4 separate regions of the Homo sapiens genome follow, and regions 1, 2 and 4 are each linked to region 3. A link is a contact called in ENCODE Hi-C or POLR2A ChIA-PET data. All regions are on one chromosome and are shown on one strand. Each heading gives the region's core, a stretch centred on a gene start or an enhancer-like site at or near the end of the contact. The rest is flanking DNA. Distances are from core to core; before and after follow the strand shown. Region 1 holds the start of ETV6 (ETS variant transcription factor 6). Region 2 holds the start of BORCS5 (BLOC-1 related complex subunit 5). Region 3 holds the start of ATF7IP (activating transcription factor 7 interacting protein). Region 4 overlaps LMO3 (LIM domain only 3).

Evidence for each region. A loop is a pair of places that touch in the nucleus more often than their neighbours do. ChIA-PET counts read pairs that join two places held with the same protein, here RNA polymerase II (POLR2A). Pooled maps may share reads with other maps.
Region 1: a map of naive thymus-derived CD4-positive, alpha-beta T cell shows a loop between it and region 3 (11-fold over the local background). The contact joins the promoter of ETV6 here to the promoter of ATF7IP in region 3. A Hi-C loop is called at or near these places in 1 of 168 maps with a recorded cell type or tissue (naive thymus-derived CD4-positive, alpha-beta T cell), 1 of 37 single-sample maps with no recorded cell type and 8 of 50 pooled maps.
Region 2: a map of naive thymus-derived CD4-positive, alpha-beta T cell shows a loop between it and region 3 (9-fold over the local background). The contact joins the promoter of BORCS5 here to the promoter of ATF7IP in region 3. A Hi-C loop is called at or near these places in 1 of 168 maps with a recorded cell type or tissue (naive thymus-derived CD4-positive, alpha-beta T cell), 1 of 37 single-sample maps with no recorded cell type and 8 of 50 pooled maps. POLR2A ChIA-PET finds 5 or more read pairs at or near these places in 1 of 52 experiments (CD4-positive, alpha-beta T cell).
Region 4: a loop to region 3 is called in a map of HepG2, with 26 times the contacts of the local background. The contact joins the enhancer-like site here to the promoter of ATF7IP in region 3. A Hi-C loop is called at or near these places in 1 of 168 maps with a recorded cell type or tissue (HepG2). POLR2A ChIA-PET finds 5 or more read pairs at or near these places in 1 of 52 experiments (AG04450).

The regions. Positions count from the first base shown.
Region 1 is chr12:11,648,252-11,650,960 of GRCh38, reverse strand. It overlaps ETV6 (ETS variant transcription factor 6), which reads right to left and starts at 1,287. Exons shown (of 8, transcript NM_001987.5): 1 at 801-1,287. The coding sequence starts at 833. RefSeq lists silencers at 935-1,094, 1,105-1,154, 1,365-1,574, 1,865-2,104 and an enhancer at 2,285-2,384.
Region 2 is chr12:12,355,781-12,358,773 of GRCh38, reverse strand. BORCS5 (BLOC-1 related complex subunit 5) reads right to left here and starts at 1,696. Exons shown (of 4, transcript NM_058169.6): 1 at 1,265-1,696. The coding sequence starts at 1,322. LOH12CR2 (loss of heterozygosity on chromosome 12, region 2) reads left to right here and starts at 1,707. Exons shown (of 2, transcript NR_024061.1): 1 at 1,707-1,846; 2 at 1,969-2,993. RefSeq lists enhancers at 267-346, 1,233-1,911 and a silencer at 1,287-1,366.
Region 3 is chr12:14,363,961-14,366,955 of GRCh38, reverse strand. ATF7IP (activating transcription factor 7 interacting protein) reads right to left here and starts at 1,274. Exons shown (of 15, transcript NM_018179.5): 1 at 1,129-1,274. It overlaps LOC124902884 (a long non-coding RNA gene), which reads left to right. Exons shown (of 2, transcript XR_007063220.1): 1 at 1-1,607. RefSeq lists enhancers at 1,055-1,114, 1,585-1,644, 876-1,693.
Region 4 is chr12:16,585,066-16,588,114 of GRCh38, reverse strand. All of the region lies in intron 2 of LMO3 (LIM domain only 3), which reads left to right. It also overlaps a transcript of MGST1 not described here. Among named protein-coding and RNA genes, the nearest start is that of LMO3, 20 kb to the left of the region's middle. Within about 2 kb of position 1,699, at least 5 of the 41 ENCODE cell types and tissues checked have a DNase peak (open chromatin) inside an H3K27ac peak, as active enhancers do.

The DNA.
Region 1 (2,709 bases), core at 38-2,537, 2.7 Mb after region 3:
TTTACAAACATCTACCGCCCTGCATTTACAGAGTGCTGCTTAGATAGCCTCTCTGCACTGTCAAACACAGAAGGTCATTTTGCCTGGTTGCTTAGTTCTTCCTCTCCCTCCATCACAGGAGTTTTCTACTTTGGGATTGCTCAACTTTCATATGGATCGGAGTAAAATAACTATTCAGCAACTTTATTCACCTTGGTTTTAAAAAAAAATTCATTGTGCAATGCCTAGGAAAAGCTGACACCAGGACTGTCTCTCCGACAGCGCTTGCAATTACAATCAGACGAGGGGGAAAAAAATCCTGTCTGATCAGACCCAGAGAGTCCTTTAAAAAAATAAAAAGATTCTATCGCAGTGGAAACTGAACAACTTTTTTTCTAAGACGACCACCCCTCGGGAACAAAAGTTATATTTCAGTCACATGTTGGGTGTAGGAATAGGGAGCAGGTTTTTTTTTTTTGTTTTTTGTTTTTTTTTTTTTTAAGCGCACTAATTACGGGGGTGTTTTACGGTTCTGGAGACAATCCGGGTTGCTCTGACCAATTGTGACCGGCATTTCATTGTCAAAAAGCAAGGGGGTGGGGGCCGAGGAGCCGGCAGGGGCTCGGCGGTGGGGGGGAGTAGCAAGGTTACGCTAAAGGGTACAGCAGCCACCGCGAGCTGCATCTCTTTCCCTCTCGCCCCAAATAATTTCCTGCGAACAGAGCAACTGCAACAGCCTGCTCTGAGGAGCCCAGCACGACTGCCCTGGCCGGTGCAGCTCAGGGTTTCCACCACGTAGAAGGAGGGGAGAAGATTTTTACCTTAATGCTACACTGAGCAGGAGTCTCAGACATGTCTCACAGCGAGAGAGATCAGGAAGTTCTCAGGTTTTTTCCACTTTCCTTTCCTCTCCCCAACCCAGAAAGGCTCCACGGCCAGCCAGACGCGGTCATTTAAGAAGTTTCTTCCAGCATCTCTCCCGGCAGCCGCCCCGGGGGTCTGGAGCGCGCGGGGCGGGGCGGGGCGGCCGGCGGAGTTGGGCGCGCGGGGCGGCGGGGGCGTGGGAGACGGGCCCGAGCGCGGCGGCGGGGTCTGCAGGTCGCGGCGCGGCGCGGGGACCCGGGACGCAGCCCGGCCGGCCTCCCGGTCTCTCCTCCCACCCGCAGCCGGCGCCCCCGCCCCCCGCCCTCCCGCGGCTCTCCCTCGCTCTCTCGAATGTTTTCCTTCCTGGAAGAGAGAAACTGAAAGGCAGAACTGAGAAAGCTCTTTGCTCATTGATCTTGAGAGTTTCAGTGCAGAAACTGACGTGAATTCCCAGCACTGAGCTCTGCCTCTTAAAGGAGCCACCAGGAAATAAAAGCTCGGGTTACAGCCCGGCATCGGGGAAATAAAAGCTGCGCGGGGGAGGGGCGGCCGCGGGGGCGCGGGCGGAGGAAACCCGGGTAGCGGGGCCGCGTGGGGCCGCGGCTGCGAGCGGGGCGAGCGGCGCAGCCCCCCAGGCCGGCCCCCGGTGCGGGCGCCCGCCCTCCACGCCGCGAGACCTCCCGCTGGCCGAGCCAATTTCCGGGCTTAAGGAAGACACCTTTAAAAAACGTTACATTGTGGCCCCAGACACCACAAAACAGGTTTTATTAAACTCCTCCCACCTCCCCTGGCTCCGTCTCTTGGATACATCGATGTGCACAAGGGTTTTGAAACGTTTCACTAAGCGCAGATGCAACGAAAGTAATTATCTATGAAGGGCCATTCCGGTTAGGACGCGGAATCCGAAGGAGGAAATAAAACAATAGCCTTTGTTCTGCTTCTCGACCGCTGCCTCTTTAAGAGAATCCACCAGGAAATGGGAGATCGGGTTACAGCCTGCACACGGGGAAATGTGGGGAGAGCGGGCGCCCGAGCGCGACGCCGGAGACAAAGCCGGGGCGGCCGCGCCGCAGACGCTGGGGGACCGTCGGGCGGGGGGATTCCCGGGGAAGGTGGGCGCCCCGGAAAGAGGTGGCGCCACGCGCCCGCTCGGGGATGCGGCGGCCGCGGGCGCTTCCCGAGCCGAGCACGCGCTCCGGGAAGGGAAGGCTGCAGGGCAGTTATCAAAGGCAGCTGAGTTCCTTTTCCTGACCTCCCCCTCCTGTTTCGAAATCCACTGCCCTTTTAAAGAAATAGCGGCCGCTACCAACCGAAATAGGTGACTCGACTACAAAGTTGGCAGGACGTGTTCCTGCAGATAATACCCCTCCCCAGGACCGCTTCTCTGAAACCGTCATTGGCCGGTTGATTGGATGGCCCTGGGATCCTGCAGGGGGAGGAATATTTGGTTGGAAAAGCAGTTGAGGGGGGTTAAGGCCGTTGGGGCTGAAGGGTCTAGCCCTGAGCACAAGTGATCTGATCACTCTATTATTTTTATTATTATTTACACTCTCTTAAAGTGTCCACCACAAAAAACTGAGAACATTATCATTATACTTAAATTCTAACCTTGTTAGCACATATTGGGGGTTTAATATGTGGATGTGTAATGTAAAAGGAAATTTGTTATAATTTCTTAATAGAGTAATATATTAAATATGGTATAAATATGTATATACGCATATATACCCATATATGTTACCTGCACTGGACCAGGACACATTTCCCCGAGTCTCCCCACCCTACAGATTTTTCCTACCCACTTTCCTTCACCTCTTCACATTATCAAATGTGTTGAGACTTGTACACACAATATTTTTGTTCACA
Region 2 (2,993 bases), core at 447-2,946, 2.0 Mb after region 3:
CAGAGGAAAGGGGACTTCAAAACACTCTAGCTAACCTCTACTACTTTATCTGTAAAATGGGATTACTGCAAAAATTATATGTAAATGTATGTAAAGTACCGGGCACAGGGGAATAGGCAAATTCTAACATCGGAAATGCTCGAATGCTGTTGGTTCATGGGCAAGAAAACAAATTAAAAAGATGCCACACCGCTTCCCCCTAAAATATGTTTCTGCCCTGCCATAGAGGCAAGAATGTCAAAGGTGGCAATTATTATATTTCTTATAACAGATATGACACTCTGGCCCTTCCAAGGAAATAGAAAAACGTAGCAAAGCTAGTAGATGCTGCTCACCATTCAAAGCTGCCCCAATCCAGTCCCCAGAATGTAGGTCTGAACTAGTCTTGAAAGTCACACCTTAAAGTGAAACACCCTTAGATCTATTAGCTTGCCTATTTCTGAATTACAGCTCCTATCAAGAACAGAGAACTTCTAAAATCGGCGACTCTTTTTAGGCCCCAGATTTAACCAATTTGCGTTAGCAACCCCGGAGCTTAACCAAAGCACTCCCAGCTGTCCTAGCGTGTGGGTAACAAAAAAAGCAGCAAATGGTCCTCAATTAAACATCAGCTGCTTTATCTATTTATTGAACACTCACTGTATTGCAAACACAATAATCCTCCCATTCTTGTCTCAAACGCTTAGAGAAGTCTAAAAATCATGGACAGAGAACAACAATGGAAAACACCAGTGCCTGCTGTCTGGCCAACCTCTACAAGATTAGAAAACGGACCAAGACACCTTCTGAGAAGAAAAAGCTGTTTCTGGAGACCTTTGCACTAAAGGGTTCAAAGCAAGTGGACACCTATCACATATCCCTTCAGAAAAGGAACCTCTAACACCCGTTTTTAAGAAACAGACTGTTCTTAGAGGTCCTATAATCCATCCACTGTGTGAGCCAAATCTCACTACATCAGCCATGAGCACTAGAGCCAAAAATTAATTAGCTCGTCTTTTAAACAGGAGGCTGTAGCTGGGAGAAACGGCTGTTTTGAAAATAAATAAGGGCACTGGCGCCCACGCTGGCTTAGCTTGCAGTCACACGCACTTCCATCAGGGGAATCGAGGCCAGGACAGATGGTGACTTTTTTTTTTTCCTACTAGCACGGTGAAGGCTTTTTCTGTGCGTTCCCGTCCGCAGTCCCTGACCCTAGTCTGGGAGGCAGCCCGCTCTGCAAGGGGACAGGGCGGGCTGGAGGAGGGTGGGAGGTTAGGACACCGACCTGAGGAGTTCAGATCGTTGGGTCGGCTCTCGGCCTCGGAGCTCTGCTCACTGCCCATGGTGCCGACAGCGGTGGCAGCAGAAGAACGGCGGGCCGGGCGGTCACCGCTCCGGCGGCGGGCGACAGGGCAGGGGCCAGGGACCGGGACGGGGAGGCAAAGCAGAGTCTGGGCGCCGCAGCGAGGCTAATGTGTGGGGCTGACGCGTCCAGCCCACGCAGGGGCCTGGGCGGCGGGAGAAGGAGAGGCCCTATTTGGGGAACAGAAACGCAAGGAGGCGCGGCGCGAACGCACGCGGCTAGCCCTCCTTCTTTCCGGGAGCCCTAAGAGAACCGGCAGATGACACTGGCTTTGCCGCACCTGCGGCCGGCGGGCGGCGCCGCTTTCACTCACTGGTTCACGCTCCGCAAGCTCGCTCCTTCCGGGACGCAGATGGGCGGTGCCGGCTACGCAAGACCTTCAGTTCCGGATTAGGAGGCCCCGCCCCCCGGCCCGAGGGAGGGGCGGAGAGACCCGCTCCTGCGACTTAGGGCGATGCCACCTTAAAGGGCTTGACCTCCTCGAAGCCAGAACTGCGGAAGAGGGTAAGCCCTTTCCTGTTGTAAGGATGCGTCACCTTTAAAACACCACCCACACTATTAAGCTCTTCAATACCCACATGTGAGAACAACTTTACAAAATAGGTATTTTTAACCCTGTTTTACAGATGGAGAAAGAAACGCTAGATAGACCCAGGATTCGAACCCACAACAGCTTGGATGCAAAGCTCATTTTGAATTCTGAAGAGCTGGGAGTTTAGCAGTGGACGACCAAACAAAAAAATACCAGAAGACGGTGAAAGCAGCAGCTGGAAATGAGAGAAAAATTAAGAAATAGAAAATGCTGTTTCATGTATTAGGGAGTGCACATCTTTAAAGAGAAGTGAAGAACCTTTTTGGCTAGGCGCTTTCTGGGGACCTTGGCAGTTATCAACAAGTCACTCTGAAACTAACAGAAGGTGAGGAGGGAGTAATCCAGAAAGGAAACTGCCATTTTTGCTAGGGCAAGAAAGTAGACCTAGCAATGCAATGCCATCAAGGAGTTAGCTGGCTCTAGCGTTCTCCGAACTTTGCAACTCATTTTATATTACATTGTCTGCGTCAAGAAATTTCAAGTAAATGCCTTGAGATTTTATATGTATAAAATGTAGTCTCTGGCCAGGCGGGGTGGCTCACGCCTGTAATCCCAGCACTTTGGGAGGCTGAGGCGAGTAGATCACGATGTCAGGAGATCAAGACCATCCTGGCTAACATGGTGAAACCCCGTCTCTACTAAAAAATACAAAAAATTAGCCGGGCATGATGGTGGGCGCCTGTAGTCCCAGCTACTCGGGAGGCTGAGACAGGAGAATGGTGTGAACCCGGGAGGCAGAGCTTGCAGTGAGCCGAGATCGCGCCACTGCACTCCAGCCTGGGCGACAGAGCGAGACTCCGTCTCAAAAAAAAAAAAAAAAAAAAAAGTCTCAGAAGAAGTGTCAAGTTGACTAAATGATTTTTAAGTCCCTTCCACTCTACTATATCACAATAATTTCCCCTATTTTACCTTATTTAATTTTCACAACAACCCTGCAGCCTGTAAGTAGGTGACTCCTCCATGGTCAGCAGGTGGTCAGTGGTCGAACTATTTAGGACTATCTGATGCTCTTTCCTCTGCTCACCATTGCAATACAATGAGAAAAATGCAAATGAATCT
Region 3 (2,995 bases), core at 25-2,524:
ACCTTCCCTAAAAAACTATTAATAAAACCAGGAGCACACTTACAATTAAAAAATCAAACACAACTGTATCTTACACACATGCATACAGTACAGTGTTTAAAAGAAAAAAACAGATTTTTTTTATTAATGGTCCACTTTCTTCAAAGAGGCCTCAGGGTAATGGATGTTCTTTCTAGAATTCTTCATCAGAAAAATTTACCAAATAAATGTTATAGCTTACATATCATAGCAAACAAAAATGCTAAGAAAATGAGTTGATTAATTTCAAAAGTAACAATAATCTAGCTGAAGCAGTAATGAACAAGTCACCTAAGAAACTTAAAACATGTAAAATTCAAATGCCCAGAAACATACAAACTGATTAAAATTAAAACTTTATTTACTTAGGATCAAACATTTAAAACCAAAATAATCCTCAGATTGAGATTTCATTTTCGATTATACTGTAATTTCTTCCACTATTCCCGTTCCCCCAATATTCCCAAAACTAAAATTGTTTCTGTTTTGTAAACATTCCACACATCCATAACAGAACAGGTAAAAATAGGGTTAAAAATGTATTTGCAAATATGCAGTTCAAATAAATGCACTTCCCGTGAGAACACCACTAGGTGCTGATCTTTACCACCGTAAATATAAACCTGAATCCAGTAATACTTTAAAACTGAAATTATAATCAAGAACCACAAATGAAAATCATTTTTACAGAAAATTAAGTCCACAATTTTTCAAAAAATCGAAAAAACAGAGAAGAGCTTGAGGTCGGCCCAGGAGTACAACATTAGAGTAATGTTTTTCTTGAAAATTGTGAGAATTTAAGGTTAACACAAAGAAACCCCTCAAGAACGAGGAAAATTAAATCTAGAACCCAAATGGCGTCCAACAAGAACATTAGATCTTGAAAATGAATATTGCGCTTGCGCAGCCACCGCCCCGCCAGCTGCACAACTGCAGCTAGAGCCCGACCCCGCAAGATCACGTGCTCCCATGCAGCGCCGCCCGCAGCTCCGCAACCGCGCAGGCGCAGACACAACTCCCGCAGCCGCCATAATGCGGTCTTGACTCTTCAGAAATACAATAGTAATTTAAGAAAATGTGGTTTTAACAGCCCCTGGGATTCACATATACCTTTTGGGGCGGAAGCTGAGGGAGGGGGAACCAAGTTCCTTCCTACAGAGCCGTCCCGCGCAGCCGTCCCCGACGTTGCCGCCTCAGCTTTTCGCGCGCTTCAGTCGCCGCGCCGCCGCTGCCACCGCCGCCGCCTCCGCAGATTCAAAAACAAACCCGCTTCTCCCTTGCACGCGCCGGGGCCGTTATGCAAATTAATATGGGCGGGGCTCCGGGGGGTCGTGCTATGTACCCCGCCCACTGTGCTATCAGCCAATAAGCTCAAGGACTAGCCATTCCCCATGCAAATTCTGGTTTTTTATTTGAATGAGGGACATTGGCCCCGCCTCCTGCGTGGAAAAGAGAAGGAAGCCCGAGGTGGTGGCGCTGCGTCTCTCAGTTGCAGTGTGAGGTGTGTTTTTTGAGTGGATCTTCCTCAATCAATAAGTAGCACTTTGTGAGCGCCCTCTATGAGGCTTAGAAAAGAAAGAAGGAAGGAGGTAGGTGAGAGTTTAAAGAGCAGAGGGAAAGATTTTCATAAAAGCCAGGAGTATGTTGATTTATTCATCATTTATGTTTTAAATTCACAGAATGTACTTTGAATTGTATTAATAATGAAGGAATGAAAAAAACATACTTTCTTTCAGTTGCTTGGTAACAGAGCAAGCACTTTTTATCATACTCTCTCACCAGAAGTTGTATTCATCCCATTTATTCAATTTCATGCTGGGAGTCGGCCTTTAATGAATTCCACAGGAGGTAGTGGACAAGTCACTGCCTTACTGGTTAAGAGATCTGGGTTCAAGTTCAACTACTGCAGCTTCCTTGCCGGTTCCTCGGAATAAGTGTGTTACTCAGTTTTCTCACCTGTATAATGGCAATCATGACTATAGTTGAACTAGGTTGGAAGCACTAAATGATAGAATAAATGTACATATGTTTTGGCCAGGTGCCGTGGCTCAGGCCTGTAATCCCAGCACTTTGGAAGTCTGAGGGGGGGTGGATCACCTGAGGTCAGGAGATCAAGACCAGCCTGGCCAACATAGTGAAACCCCGTCTCTACTAAAATTACAAAAATTAGCTAGGCATGGTGGTGCGTGCCTGTAATCCCAACTACTCAGGAGGCTGAGGCAGGAGAGTTGCTTGAACTGGGACCTGGGAGGCCGAGATTGCAGTGAGCGAAGATCTCACCACTGCACTCCAGCCTGGGCTACAGAGCAAGACCCCTTATCAAAAAAAAAAAAAAAAAAAAAGAATAAAAGTACATATGTTTTGCAAGGCAAGAATAGCCTGAAAATAATATTAGATGGTACCGTGTGGTTATTGTTTTTTTATGTAACTTCTCATTATATGAATGTATTGGTTCAGTATTTATTTAGCAATCACTGTGTTGTAGATCTGTTAGGTGCCTGTCCTCAAGAAATCTGTACTCTAGTGAAGAAGACAGAAAACTGAACAAGAAATTTTTGTAACTAATAAGAAATTAGAATAGGGTTGTTAATACTTATTTTTATAACTGGAACCATTCAATTTACTTAAAATATAAGGTGGCCTTTAGAAATATCACCTAGGGCCGGGTGCAGTGGCTCACGCCTGTAATCCCAGCACTTTGGGAGGCCGAGGCGGGCAGACCATGAGGTCAGGAGATCGAGACCATCCTGGGTAACATGGTGAAACCCCGCCTCTACTAAAAATACAAAAAAAAAAAAATTAGCTAGTCGTGGTGGCACGCGCCTGTAGTCCTAGCTACTCGGGAGGCTGAAGCAGGAGAATCACTTGAACCCGGGAGGCAGAGGTTGCAGTGAGCCAAGATCACGCCACTGCACTCCAGCCTGGGCAACAGAGTGAGACTCCATCTCGAAGAAAAAAAAAAGAAATATCACCTAAT
Region 4 (3,049 bases), core at 450-2,949, 2.2 Mb before region 3:
GGAGAGCACTATGTCTTAGTAGCTTTTTATGTTTAATTGAAAGTTGTTTGATAAAGATACTTGTGAATAAAAGGGGGAAAATACCAAAGCTTGGGAAAGAAGTCGTAAGAGAAAGACAGGGTAATTATCTGAAAGAAAGGGACTTTTTAAGCATGAATTAATATTCCTTGTTTTGTTCATTTAAAATTAAATCAAGGTTTTCTTTCATGAGAAATGTAGCAATGCTTGTGGACTTTTTCTAACACTATACCATAGCTACTGGCAGCATTAATATGAGACAAGGTTCCTCTCCCTCCCCCTGAAACCCCCCATTCAGGACACAGTGAGATTTTTAGACAGATAAATGCTAAGAGAACCCTGTGTACCAAAGGCAGTGTTTACTGCATGTAATACATATCATTGTTTGTCTCCTGTAGTGAAAAATACTTGTGTCGTGCTGTTAAAATGCACTCCTGACAGACCAGTGCTTGCTATTATAGGGTCCATTGCTTAAAAAAATGATACACTGACAGAAATACAATTTAAGAAAATTTAACACCAAGGGTAGTCAACCATGTAGGCTACTATTAAGGGGCCAAAACTCAAGGCCAGGGGTTTATTTAAAAAAGAGGCACAGTTTATTTGCTAGTAGTAGGCAAAGTAAAAGAAAAAAAAATCGAACTTGAATTCCTTGCTCTCTAGTCTGTAGAAAATTAATGAAAGCAACAGTTCAATAAGATTTTATTGCAGAAATGTTTAAGTGAAACGTTTTAAGAATGCTTTGGAATTTTTAAACAGTTACTTACCATTTAGAAAGCTGTAACACTGCAGTGCGTAACAAATTGTTAGCATTGGATCCTAGGCACACCCAGTGATTTTCTTAAAATGGATAGTCAGAGCTGTTTAATCTGAATCACTTTGTTCATTTCATTTTCGTGTGTGTAGCTTATGAATATATTTGAGATTGACAGGTCAGCAGCACCCACAATTGCTATAATTTAAAATGTAAGCCATTGTCCAAGTACCCTTGTGGGCATAGTTTGGTAGTTAAATGCATTAGATTTGTAACAAGACCTTTTGAGAAGGAAAATAACCAAATATGAGATGTGACGAGATATGTTGGATTTTTAGAGGAGTACAGAATGTTCTAATGAATAAACTGCTACTGAATGATGATAAAGCATGTGTTTTTAAGCTATCACATGACTCTATTATTAGAGGGGAGAATTCCATGAATTTAGATGAGACGTATTGTCTAATTTTACCATTTTAAAAACAAATCTGTCATCCAGTAATATTTGATGCCAACTGTGTATGGCTTACATGTTCCTTTGGGAGAAAGGTTACAAAAGTAATGCAATAAATAATCTGAGCCACAGGAGCTTAGCTCAAGTACCAGAGAAATGGAAAAAAACATCATCTACTGCAATGGGGGGTCAAAAGATGTGTATCTTGAAATCTCTACCCCGACGGTATAGCCTTATTGCCACATCCTAGGACAGGCTTTGGGAGACAAGTGGTCCTGCCAAGAAAGGACGTCCAAAGATGAAATGCAGTGTCTTTGCATATGTCCTCCAGAATTCAGTTGGCCTGAATCTGACAATATTATACAACAGATTTTTTTCTGTGGACGTAGAAGATAATGCTTAGCGTGAGATTTGTCCAGACACATTGTCCAGGGCCTCTGTGACTCAGCTGTGTGTTGGAGGAGAACCAGAAAGCCTTGCTGGGGAAGATTAGGATCCTCCGCTCTCCTTGCCACAGCCATGCAGTGGTTCTCCATTCATGCACGTGTTTTAGTTGTTTCTTAGTTGTTCCGTATGTGGACTTCATCGTATCATGACATCTTAACACTCTGTGTTCTTGCCAGAGATTACAACTTCAAATGCTGCTTTTCCATTCTTATGTTTTAAGAAGTCATCTGAAGGAAATAGTATTTATGGCAGATTACCTGAAAAACTGGATGTTGAATTATTCCTTGTGATGGTTTTTAATTTATCCTTCCCTGTGTCTTTGATCTTGACCCCTATTGTTTTGGCCCCTCAAAAATTTTTATGGAATTGTACATCAAGGTTTTGCTGTTTTCCTGTGTTGAAGATTTTCATTAACAGCTGCAAAAACATCAGTGTCCTAAGGATGCTATTGGGGACTTTGTTTACTGTATCACACAATGTCCTACCGCCTCACTGGTGAAATGTCGCCCAGATCTTAGGATAAGCAAGATTTCTGAGACTATAAATGACTAAATGATGTTTTACTTGGGCCTGTGAATCATATACATGTTGACATTTTCCCTCTTTTCTTTGTTTCCTGGGAAGCCCAGATCAAATTTACTTTCTAACAATTGTTTAGAAGTATATATGTTAATTGATTCTCCAGCCTTTTGTAATTTCTCACCCATATTTTCCTTTCTATTATTATATTTGGAGCTGCTTACATCACCTGAGGATTAGTTTTGACATCATTCAAATGAAATCACTTAAATAATTGGAATGGGTGGACTTCAACGGAAAGAAAATACAGGTGGGAACATAGGGCCTGATGCATGAGAGATGCTCAGATAGCTGAGTGAGAGGAATTTAGGAAAGGGGAGATTGTGATGAAATTAGTTTTCTAATCTGCAATTATATGTAAAATTAGGTGAATTTGAATAATATTTGGGAACAATATTTGAAACAACATTTATGCTCACTGTGTAGGATGAAGATGGTAGCAAAAATAACCTTTAATATAGGTTAATATTAATCTTTGTGGCCAAGTGATTGTTTAACATAAAGTTAATCCACTTTTTAAAAATATATACACAAATATGCAAATCCTTTTTCTTGAAGCAGTAATCAATAACTTGTTTTCTACCATGATACTTGAATGTAAATAAAATAGGCTGAATTATTTATCTTGCCAAGGGCTAAGACGGGAATTACAAACTCAATTGCCTCCAGGTTCCGGAGTCTGGAAGGAAAAATAACGTTGTGAACTGGGGCTTGCATGCGCCACCCAAAGGGGGAAGCCATGACTTAATTCCAGCACACTGTACGAATGTGGGCCTAATGTTGCTGATTTTTCTGGA